Linked DNA regions of Homo sapiens: region 2 is linked to region 1. Evidence: read pairs that join two places in POLR2A ChIA-PET (ENCODE). Cell type or tissue: GM12878. All regions are shown on one strand. Links, peaks and the distances in the headings refer to the core of each region. The heading gives the core; the rest is flanking DNA.

Region 1 (5,381 bases), core at 77-5,076:
ACAATAGAAAATGAAGTCAACCAACATTAAGTTCTGAAAATGTACTACACATTTTGCTGAGTTCTCTATATAAATAACAGTGAATAGTTACCTTCTACATGTGTCAAGTATTTCACATGCATTATATCTAATCCTCACAATAATGAAAGCAAACCCTTATGTGATGTTTTGTGCAAGGCATTGTTCTCAGCGCTTTACCTTGACTAACTCTTTTTTTTTTTTTTTTTTTGACCTGGAGTCTCGCTCTGTCACGAGGCTGGAGTGCAGTGGAGCGATCTCTGCTCACTGCAACTTCTGCCTCCCGGGTTCAAACAATTCTCCTGCCTCAGCCTCCCAAGTAGCTGGGACTACAGGCGCGTGTCACCATGCCTGGCTAATTTTTGTATGTTTAGTAGAGACGGGGTTTCACCATGTTGGCCAGGATGGTCTCAACATGACAGGCTTATGAGGCAGGAGGCAGACACTAACATCACTGCTATCTTCAGATGAGGCACCTGAGGCAAGAGAAGTTAGATGAGACTTGTCCAAGGTCATATCAGGTGTAAACAGCTCACCTAGGTTTTAAGCATAAGCAGTCTGGCTTCAGTCATGTTCTTACACAGCCACATCTTGCTGCCTTTTACACAACAACCTATGAGAAAAGCAGTTTAATTGTCTCCATTTTCCTGACGAAGAACTGCATAAAGTCCCTTGCCTGGTTAAAGGGCGTAATGGGATCCCATCTCAGGGTGCTGACATGAAAGTGTGGGTTCTCACAAAACAGCCTCCCACTATAATATCGTGTCTCTTTAAACAAATACTTGGTTTCACAAAGTCAAGTGGCATGCCTTAAAATTCTTTTGCATAATCCCCCTCGCACAGAAATACCCAAGGCTCTGCATATAGTAGAGCCTATAGTAGAGCTCAACAGAGGAAAGAGATTCACACAGATTGATTTTGCATCATATGTAAATAGGAGCCAAAAAAACCCTTCAACACCACAGCTTCCCTTTATTCTGAGAAAACTCCAAGGAAAACTGACTTTGATTTTCTAAATCATCTTTTGATTTACTCTAGTAGAGGAAAATCAATGCTAAAATAACTATTGAAAGCCATCTGAGATGTGCTGCTCTAACATGACAATGCCAAGGAATATAGACATTAAATTGATCTTGGAATCCAAGCTCCCCTTCCTTACTCAACACAAGACGAAATCACAAAATCCATATGGAGGAGAAATCTTCCTATCTAGACTGTAGGACTTGTCATTTACTCAAAACAGAATATCTCCCATGCCATCTTGTTTACGAAGCAGCTAATGTTGTTACTTCTGTACTCAAGTGAGTGCTGCCTCTTTGTAATATTGATTGCTGGGATTTTTGCTGGTAGTACACTGACAGAGATCGACCACTAAAATCTTCTGAGGCGCATTTATCTTTCTCTTTGAGAGAGAAACCCCATTTTCCTCAAGAAAAGGCAAAGCTGTTCCAGCACATGTTTTAAATGATTCATATTATCTGACAATGGAAAGGTAAATTCTCTCCCAGGATTTAGGGTATAATTCTCAGCCATCTGAGAATTCTGTTTATCCCACCTTGTCTCCTTGCTCAGAGAATTACAATTAGATGGAAACATCTAATGTCAAGGCATCTGATAGCTCCAGCATAGGATACTGTGACTGCTCCAGATAGATTTTCTCCATGAAAACCAAAGTTGATGGTTAATTACCATGTCCCCTTCTCATTATGGCACTATCAGACATATTTAAGGAAGTGATGAGAAGTCTTTGCAAAGGTATATAAGAATAAATACAATACACTGAAGGTATCACTTACACTTTCTTTAAAGGTAAGAATTTGTGAGACTTCTGGGAGAATTTTGACAGGTCCTATTAGAGGTATTTTAAAACACACAGGGGAAAGTGATTTGATGTTAAGCAGTGGCAAATCTACACAAAAACAAAAACAGTCATCGGAGACTTTCACTCAATACAAAGTTCTACCAGACCTATGCAAATAGTAATCGCATTTTCTAGAAAGAGTTCTAAAGTAAGTCACACACACAAACCTCAGTAGTAGCACAAAACATCCTTTGTTGCCGGACGTGAGAAAAACACACTCGCTTCTAAAAAAAGCCATAGGAAGGAAGTGGAAGAACCTCAGGGGCGAGTGGGAGTGCGAAAGGAATGTTGCAGCTCTTTTTTTTTTTTTTTTTGAACATGTAAGCTTGCTGTGGCTCTTAATAGTAGGGCTAGTAGTTCAAGTAAGTGAAGTAAAATCTTTGGGATCTTTTTTACCTATTCTTGTAAGTGTACTATCAGCCAAATAGGTTTGAAAATCTTGACAAAAGGACGTTGATATTCTGGCTTTACATTGCCCCATTCTAAAAACAAAACAAAACAAAACAAAAAAAAAACTCTTTTAAAAAGCAAAATCAAAAGAACTCAAACACCTGCATATGATTCTAATTTCACACATCTCAAAACAACCAAGATTGCCAAAAGAAGAATTAAAAGTCGTTCCAGAGCAAAGATGGGTAAGCAAAGCAATGTGCTGAAATTTTTGCAATGTAACAAAATGGAATATATTTGTCAGAGGCAGAGGATAAATTGAGGGCTCCTTTTTTTATTTTTTATTTATTTTTTGAGACAGGGTCTCACTGTGTCACCCAGGCTGGAGTGCATGGCGCAATCACAGCTGACTACAGCCTCTCCCAGGCTCAGGTGATTCTCTCACCTCAGCCTCCCGAGCAGCTGGGACTACAGGCGAGTGCCACCACACCCAGCTAAAATTTTTTTGGCATTTTTTTTTTAGAGGTGGGGTTTCCCCAAGTTGCCCATGCTGGTCCGGAACTCCTGGGCTCAAGCGATCCGCCCACCGCCTGCCATGGCCTCCCAGAGTGCTGGGATTACAGGCGCAAGTTACCACACCCAGCCTGAGGGCTCTTTTGAAAACACAAATATGATCATGTCACTTCCCTGCATAAAATCCTTTAATACCTTCTCACTGTGCTAAGGATAAAGACAAAATTATCAATATGGCTTACAAAGCTCTTCATGAACTGTTCGTTGCATAACTGTCAAGCATCATGTTAGAGCTCATATTGATTGAATGCTGATTACTGACTGAGCATAGAAACTATTTCAGTGAATCTTGTAACAACCTTTTCAGGTGTTATCCCCATTTTACAGAAGAGGAACTGGGAAGTTGAGTTACTTGCCTAAGATTATAAAGCTAGAAAGTGGTTATGTCAAACACTGTTGAGGAAATCAACACACATTCCCAATCCCCTCTCACTTGCTGCCTCCATTGTTAGGGGTGGACGATCTATTTTCTCACTTTCACATTTTTCCTGGTTATTTGGGTTGTGTTCTGGCCTATGACACCCAGGTAGAATTCCAACAGAAGATTTCTGAGAAGCTTTGAACTTTCCTGATAAAATAACCTGACACTGCACATCGTCCCCCTTCTTCCTCAACGGGCCATTGTGCCTGGGGCTGCAGCCGCCATTTCCAGATGAGGGAATGACAAAGCCACAGGCTACGAATGCAGAGCAGAAGACAGAAAGAACCTGGATCTGTGATGACCTCATCATGCCCTGTATCAGCCCTGGACAGCTTATTGCTTATTGTCGGACTTTTTGTTTTGTGGAGATAATTTCCCCCCACCGCCTTTTTTTTTTTTTTTTTTTTTTTTTGAGACAGAGTTTTGCTCTTGTTGCCCAGGCTGAAGTGCAATGGCGCGATCTTGGCTTACTGCAACCTCTGCCTCCCGGGTTCAAGCGATTCTCCTCCCTCAGCTTCCCGAGTAGCTGGGATTACAAGCGCCCGCCACCACACCCAGCTAATTTCTGTATTTTTAGTAGAGACGGGGTTTCACCACTGTGGCCAGGCTGGTCTCGAACTCCTGACCTCAGGTGATCCACCCGCCTCGGCCTCCCAAAGTAGTGGGATTACAGGTGTGACCCACCGCACCTGGCCAATTTCCCCTTTTTATATGAACCTCAGTAAGGTAGGCTTTCTGTTCTTTGGATGCCACAAAAAAAAATTCTTAACCGATACAGCTAGGAAGTCAGGATTCCAACTTGAAACTCTGATTCCAGAGCCCGTGAGCTGAATTCCATTCCTCCCTGTTTCTCTCTTTCTTTTGCTCTCTTTGCTACACTGCAGCACATCAGTGGCCACGCTGATCTCGAAGTTCCTCAAACGACCACATTTCTTCCTGCCCCACACACAGCCTTTGCTCTTCCCTCTGCCTGAGGAATCTTCTAATTATCCTTCAGATCTCAGCTTAAATACTGAGATACTTAGCCATGTCAGTATTAAATGGAACCTAAATATTTCCCCCTATACATGGGTTCATAGGAATCTGTATTTGTTCTCTGAGCCTTATCACAATTACAAACAAATAAGAACTTAGTGCTTGTCTTCCCATGTTACATGGTAAGTTCATGAGGTTAGGAACTGTGTTTCTGGTTGTACATGGTAGGCAGTCAGTAAATAGTTATTACATTAATGAATCAATACAGGCATTCCTCGTCCACAGTCAACTCTTGAGCTAGACAGACAAAGATAGGAAGTTACTTATTTTACACATCTGAAGCCACATAAGTATGTCCGGCTGCAATACATCTGGTTTGACTCTATCAAATGCCATAAATATCTCAACAGAAAGAAAGGAAAAAACCTACAATCCAGAAGCAGGCTGTGAAGACAGAGGACACCCCAGTAAGAAAGAAATGAATACTTTGGGTAGTAGCAATCTCAGAACTAGAAAAATGCTACAAGAAAACCGCCAGTGGCAAGACAGGAACTATATTGAAAACAGGGATTACCTTGTAAAAATACAGTTTCCAGCAGACCAAAAATAGGCACAATGTTTCTGTGATCCCAACTTTTGCATTCAGCATTTTGAGAGGTTTTTCTGTGGAAAAGCATTTCCAATTTTACAGTAGAGTTGTAGACAAATGTTGCAATTTATTTAAGCTTTGTTTTATTGTCAAATTTCCTGTAGCCCATCCACTCCATGAAGCAAGAGATAACTGGTTTGCATCATCTTTTTAAAATCACAGCTCTGGATCTGCACTATTGGAACACTCTCTTGTCACCCTGCAATTGATCCTTTCATACTTCTTTCTCCTCCATTGGACTGTAAGTTCTTGAAAGTGGGAATCTTGTGACTCCAATTTTTCAATACTGAGCACAGTGCTGGCACAGAATATGAACTCACTATATCTTGTTACTATAAATGAATAAACAAAATGCATAGGCATGTTAGGCATTTAGTAAATACATGTCAAATTGAATCTTTGATACATGACTTGGAATTACTTCCCTTTCAAGGTATTTGTTCAGTGAGCATAATTATAGAGTCCACAGTCTAACAGTCTTCATTATAGAGAAA
Region 2 (5,381 bases), core at 262-5,261, 180 kb before region 1:
AACCTAAATTTGAGTATTTACATAGTTTACATAAAGTAAGCTCTTTTGCATCAACGGACAGGGTGGCATGCAGGTAAGGAAGAAAAGGAAGAAGACGGAGTCCCCTCAACTTGAAAGAGCTCGCTGTCAAGGAGAAGGCCACTTACTGAAAGACCTACCTCATTTTAAGGACGGATTGATTACAAAGTGAACCCTGGATGGGACCAGAGATCCAACCTCATGCCAAAAGGACTGTGTGTCTAAAGCAATGACGCCAAAGCCGGCCTCTTACCCTGCTCTGCCAAAGGAAACAAGAAGGCAAATCCGCAAGTCTCCCAACATGATAAACTCCATTTGTCACCCGCTTACATGTGCCTCCAAGACTAAACTTGTCTCATGGTGGCTCCATTTCAGTTAAGTACTTTTAGACCTCAGTCCAAACCCCTTCTCTTAGGATTTGGCTCAAACTATTGATAATCATAAATTTCCATATTTATATTTCCAATCTGTGAGGACTTAAAAAAACTATTATGGAAACCAAGTACAATCTTAGGGAACAGACTGTGTATTTAATTTACACAATGAAACTTGGGCTGTAGCATTAATACTGTAACAATACTGAATAATTTAACTGAAGTGTATTACATTCTTTGTGCTGTAAATCTTTTACTTGTGAGTTTTGTGCAAAATCACCAATTTAGCCTTGCATAAAAGCTTTTGTTTGGCATTTACAGTCTCCTGTCCCTTGGACACCTCCTCCATTTAAAAAAATTAGAATTCCTTGTTGCAGATTCATTTCTTTTCTTTTCTTTTTTTTTTTTTTTTTTTGAGACAGTCTCGCTGTGTTGCCCAGGCTGGAGTGCAGTGGTGCTATCTCAGCTCACTGCAAGCTCCACCTCTCGGATTCACACCATTCTCCTGCCTCAGCCTCCCAAGTAGCTGGGACTACAGGCGCCCGCCACCATGCCTGGCTAATTTTTTGTATATTTAGTAGAGACGGGGTTTCACTGTGTTAGCCAGGATGGTCTCGATCTCTTGACCTCATGATCCACCTGCCTCTGCCTCCCAAAGTGCTGGGATTACAGGTGTGAGCCAATTAAAGGAGTCATGGCAGCTGAAGACAATGACGATTTAATGGAGTGAAGCCGATCTACTATCTTGGGTGGAAAGAGTATGATGTGGTTGGCAGTGCCTTCCACATTCCAGTTAGCCGAGTGCTGTAAAATATTAACACCAACACTGTAATAAAGTAGAAGGTGATACGGCTCTGGTTGGCTATTTATTTACTTATTTGGTAAGTTCCAGTATTGTGCTTAGAATGTACAGGTAAAAGGATCTGTGTAGATTGTGCAGGCTAATGGTGTTCTGTGGACGTGTGTTCATTTCTGAATAAGTTTTTGTTTGCTAAAGGAACTGAAAAAAATAAGATTCATGCAAGGGATTTACCAAACCGTTAAATTTATTCACTTTTCAAGGACCATCGCTTACTCTGAGGTTATGTTCGTCTCAATGCTTTCAGGCTAAAAAATATTTTTTTTCATGAAAGATGGTAATAGTAGGCAGTAGTTTTGATTTTTAATGTACTTACACAGAAAAATGAAATATAGCAAATCCATGTCCGCTTCCATACTATAAGATGTAAAAGTCTGAGGACCACTCAACTGACTATCCATTTCATTGTATTTTTAGGGAAACTGAGGCAGAGTGGCTAACTGCTTGCATGCAGTCACCCAGCTAGTCAGTTCCACTGATGCCGTGTGGCTTTCGATAAGCTCAGATTCTCAAAATACAGCAGGTGTGTGAAGGACAGTATATGCTGTACCTAACAAGTTCAAAGAGTTACCCAGAAACTATTGTCATGTTGTTTTCTGTTTATCAAACTCTTATTTGCAGTCTTTTTGGTCACATGAGAGTTTCATCAGATATCTGCAAGATGTAATTTCTCTCCCAAAACCCCAAGGAAATGCTATCAAAAGATTCATGTCTTCAATAGATTCTATTCTTGGAGAGGTTAATATGGAGGAAAGATCCATGGTCAGTCCACATTTTGTGCAGATGACGATGGCGGCGCAAAGCCACCTGAAGTCATTCACCTTTGCAACTGCATTTGGATTCTATATTGTCTGCATCAGGCATGGAGACGCCCACCGGCTGCTGTGAGAGGAATAAAAGGAGTACTGACAAACGTCATCATACAAAAAAGGTTTCAAATCATTTTTGACACCAGAATAAAAGTTAGATTCCTGTGTCTGTCTGAGATTTCGAGTTATCTTTCTAAATGGCTCTCTAATCGCATCAGCAAACCCTCAGGGAAGAGCCTTCACTTCCTTTCTGTTGTCTGTTAAGCCAAGCACACCCAGAGTGGTCAATAAATAATACTGTGGGAGTACTGGAGGGCAGGGAGTGGTGTTGCATATTTTGCTTTTGATTTTTCCTCTGGAAAAAAAGATGAATTAAGTGACAGAGTGGCAAAAGGAGTAGGCAACAAAGAAACATAGCCGGAAACTTGAGCGTGACTCTTAATTTCACTCTTTTTAGAGCTTTAATGCAAATCCAATTATGTATTTGCTTTCAGTTCTGAAGGTGAGAAATTCGAGGTTAGACATCACAAAGCTAATACATAGATTCCCTAGAGAGGATATTGATAATATTTCATGTTTTCCTCCTGACATAATATTCCCCCAAGTGAAATCCATTGCCTATTATTATTGATACTGTGCTATCCTGGTAGCAAACTTGAAATGTAAGGAAATAGGATTCTGTTCATTATTTCTTACCAGTAAAATTAATGAATCAGAGAAGAAGCTAATGTAGGTCTGTTTTATCACTAAGGTGCTCAGAAGTTCAACCTTCCTTTTGTTCTCCTTTAGAGAAGCTGTACTTACAAGCATTGCAAAGTCTGACAAATTGTATGGTGTCTATTATTATCTGTCTGTCTCCTTCCCAGACAGGGCAGGGATTCTATCTTCTCTATTTTCATACCCTCCAAGACCTAACACAAGCCAATAATATTCCATCAACCATCGAACACATATTTAAGTGCCTACAGAGTGCTAGGGAGTGTGCTGGGTGCTGGGGACTGAAAGAGGGAAGACAGATAATTCTGGAAGGTATAATGTAAAAGAAGAGAAGAGCTGAGCTAGGGGAAGTCGGGTGGGGGTGGATTTGTCTGAGTGGCTTCCCAAAGGAAGTGATGTTTAAGGGGAAACCTGACTGATGAATAGGAGTTTCCCCAAGTTCTCTTTTTCTTTGTCTTTTCAGGTTACTGGAAAAGCTAGTGAGGTTTGTGGCTGGTATCATACTGTTTAATGTGTCATCTGCTACCATGGTCAATGTGACTCTTACTAATCGGCATTCAGATAGCGCCTTGCATATTGATTGTATGCTAATACATTTGAGCCAGTTGGCCTTGCTATGTGACATTCTCATGCTTCCCCAAACGTGAACACTGAAGTGAACCTTGGGTGGCCCTGCTTTGTGGATCACATATCTCCCACATCTCTACTTTCAGAATAAATTTGTTAATACATTCTCCTCTCTCCTGCAAGGCCTAGATAGAAGAAACTCTTAATTTAAAATATTACAACAGAAAGTTATTCTGCCTTTTGCCAAGAGGTGTGATCCTCATAGTCGTTTGAAATATCATCAAGCTGAGTCTCACAGATGCTCAGGGGTGAAAGAAATATGTGTAAAACCTGGAGGTATGAATGGTGTGCATCATGTATTGTATGCATGAGCAGAAACACCAGCCTTGGAGAGAAACACCAGCTTTGGAGAGACACACCAACCTTGGAGAGACACACCAGCTCCCCTCTTACTCTGTTTACTGTTTTCTTTCTGTGAAATTTAAAATTGATTCCATGTGTACTATAATGCAAGCAATGGGGCAAGGCTGCTCTCTTTTGTCTCTCTCTCTCTCTCACACACACACACACACACACACACACACACACACACACACAGCCCTTCAGAGCTGCCTGCTTAACTTCTCACAGCAACTTCCTCCACTCGGATGGGCTGTGGTCCCTGAGGGAAGCCTCGGCATCTGAATTTGGCAGGGAATCCCATTCCCATGGAAGTCAGGGCTGCCCTCACTCCCAAGGAACAGCCTGGGGAGGTTCTCACACATTTGCCTCTGGCTTCACTACAGAATATGTACACTCAAAGGGGACAATAGAGGGGTCTCCCACACCCCACAACTCATGCAGACCCACAGACAGTTGGGAACGTCTTGCTCTGAATATGAGGAAAATGAGATCTATGTGAATCTTCACCAGGCCACAGCTCATACTTCTTGCTGCTGTCTATAAATGAATGTTAGCAGCACTTTACATATCAAAATTGTCCAAGTGGGACCTGACCTTTGGGCCTTTGGATCCATGTTGCATTCATAGCCATTTAGATCTGACCCCATTTCAAGTGTTCAGAAAAATGAGAAACAATTTTACAATAGCAAAATTGGGCCCTCCAACCCTTCCCCACAAAATTGAATGAAATACAAGGAGGAAAAACAAATGGAGATATTTGTGAGAATGACTGACTTCCTTCTGCAAACAGAAATGGGCAAGTTATCAGAGTTAAAATTGCCTTATAAAGTATCTTTATACAGCAGAAGAGATCATCAGAAATGCATTTTTTGGCTCAAATTTCCTTTTATTTCTCCCTTGGGATCTCTCTTTCTGACTTTTTACCCCAACTCTCTCTCTCTTTTTTTTTTTTTTTTTTTTAAAGACAGTCTCGCTCTGTCACCCAGGCTGGAGTGCAGTGGTGCGATCTAGGCTCACTGCAACCTCTGCCTTCTGGGTTCAAGTGATTTTCCTGCCCCAGCCTCCCAAGCAGTTGGGACTACAGGCATACGCCACCATGCCCAGCTAATTTTTGTATTTTTGGTAGAGACAGGGTTTCACTATGTTGGCCAGGCTGGTCTTGAACTCCTGACCTCAAGTCATCCACCCGCCTCAGCCTCCCAAAGTACTGGGATTACAGGCATGAGCCACCGCAACTGGCCTACCCCATCTTTTTTACTCTCTTTCTGGCTTTGCCAATGTAGGCAGTTTCAATTTCATTATATATGTGGGTCGAAACTTTATTTTAGGAATAATCTTGGATGTAAGACTACTACTGCTTTTTCAGAAGCAAACCATTTTGTGGACTGTACTCAGAAATGCAAAACACAGCCTCATCCACTGAGTCCTGCCTCCCAGGTCTGATGTGGAGTCCACAGTACAGGATGGGGAAGACTCTGGGTGTGGCTGCAGCGGTGGTGGGCCCTGCCTTGCCTGGTGCTCTTTTTATAGGCTATAGAAATACAACTGATGACTCAAAACTATTATATCTTGATAAATGAAATAAACAAAATTCAGTCCCTAACACTGGTGTGGATGGGCATTTGGGCAGTACCT

The links. ChIA-PET counts read pairs that join two places held together with the same protein. Peaks named below come from ENCODE experiments on the same cell type or tissue, not always from the same donor. Only the 100,000 strongest peaks of a DNase experiment are listed, where the experiment ranks them.
Region 2: POLR2A ChIA-PET joins it to region 1 with 5 read pairs; 5 of 35 experiments call an interaction of 5 or more read pairs at or near these places.

What each region holds. Positions count from the first base shown.
Region 1 is chr11:96,252,216-96,257,596 of GRCh38, forward strand. The region is part of intron 1 of MAML2 (mastermind like transcriptional coactivator 2); the gene reads right to left. Among named protein-coding and RNA genes, the nearest start is that of MIR1260B, 87 kb to the right of the region's middle. In GM12878, for the core only: no CTCF peak of the experiment used is centred there; a DNase peak (open chromatin) is centred at 2,066; H3K4me3 peaks cover 2,357 bases; H3K27ac peaks cover 3,705 bases.
Region 2 is chr11:96,072,534-96,077,914 of GRCh38, forward strand. All of the region lies in intron 2 of MAML2 (mastermind like transcriptional coactivator 2), which reads right to left. Among named protein-coding and RNA genes, the nearest start is that of MTMR2, 150 kb to the left of the region's middle. RefSeq lists a silencer at 3,342-3,401. In GM12878, for the core only: no CTCF peak of the experiment used is centred there; a DNase peak (open chromatin) is centred at 3,288; H3K4me3 peaks cover 867 bases; H3K27ac peaks cover 2,538 bases.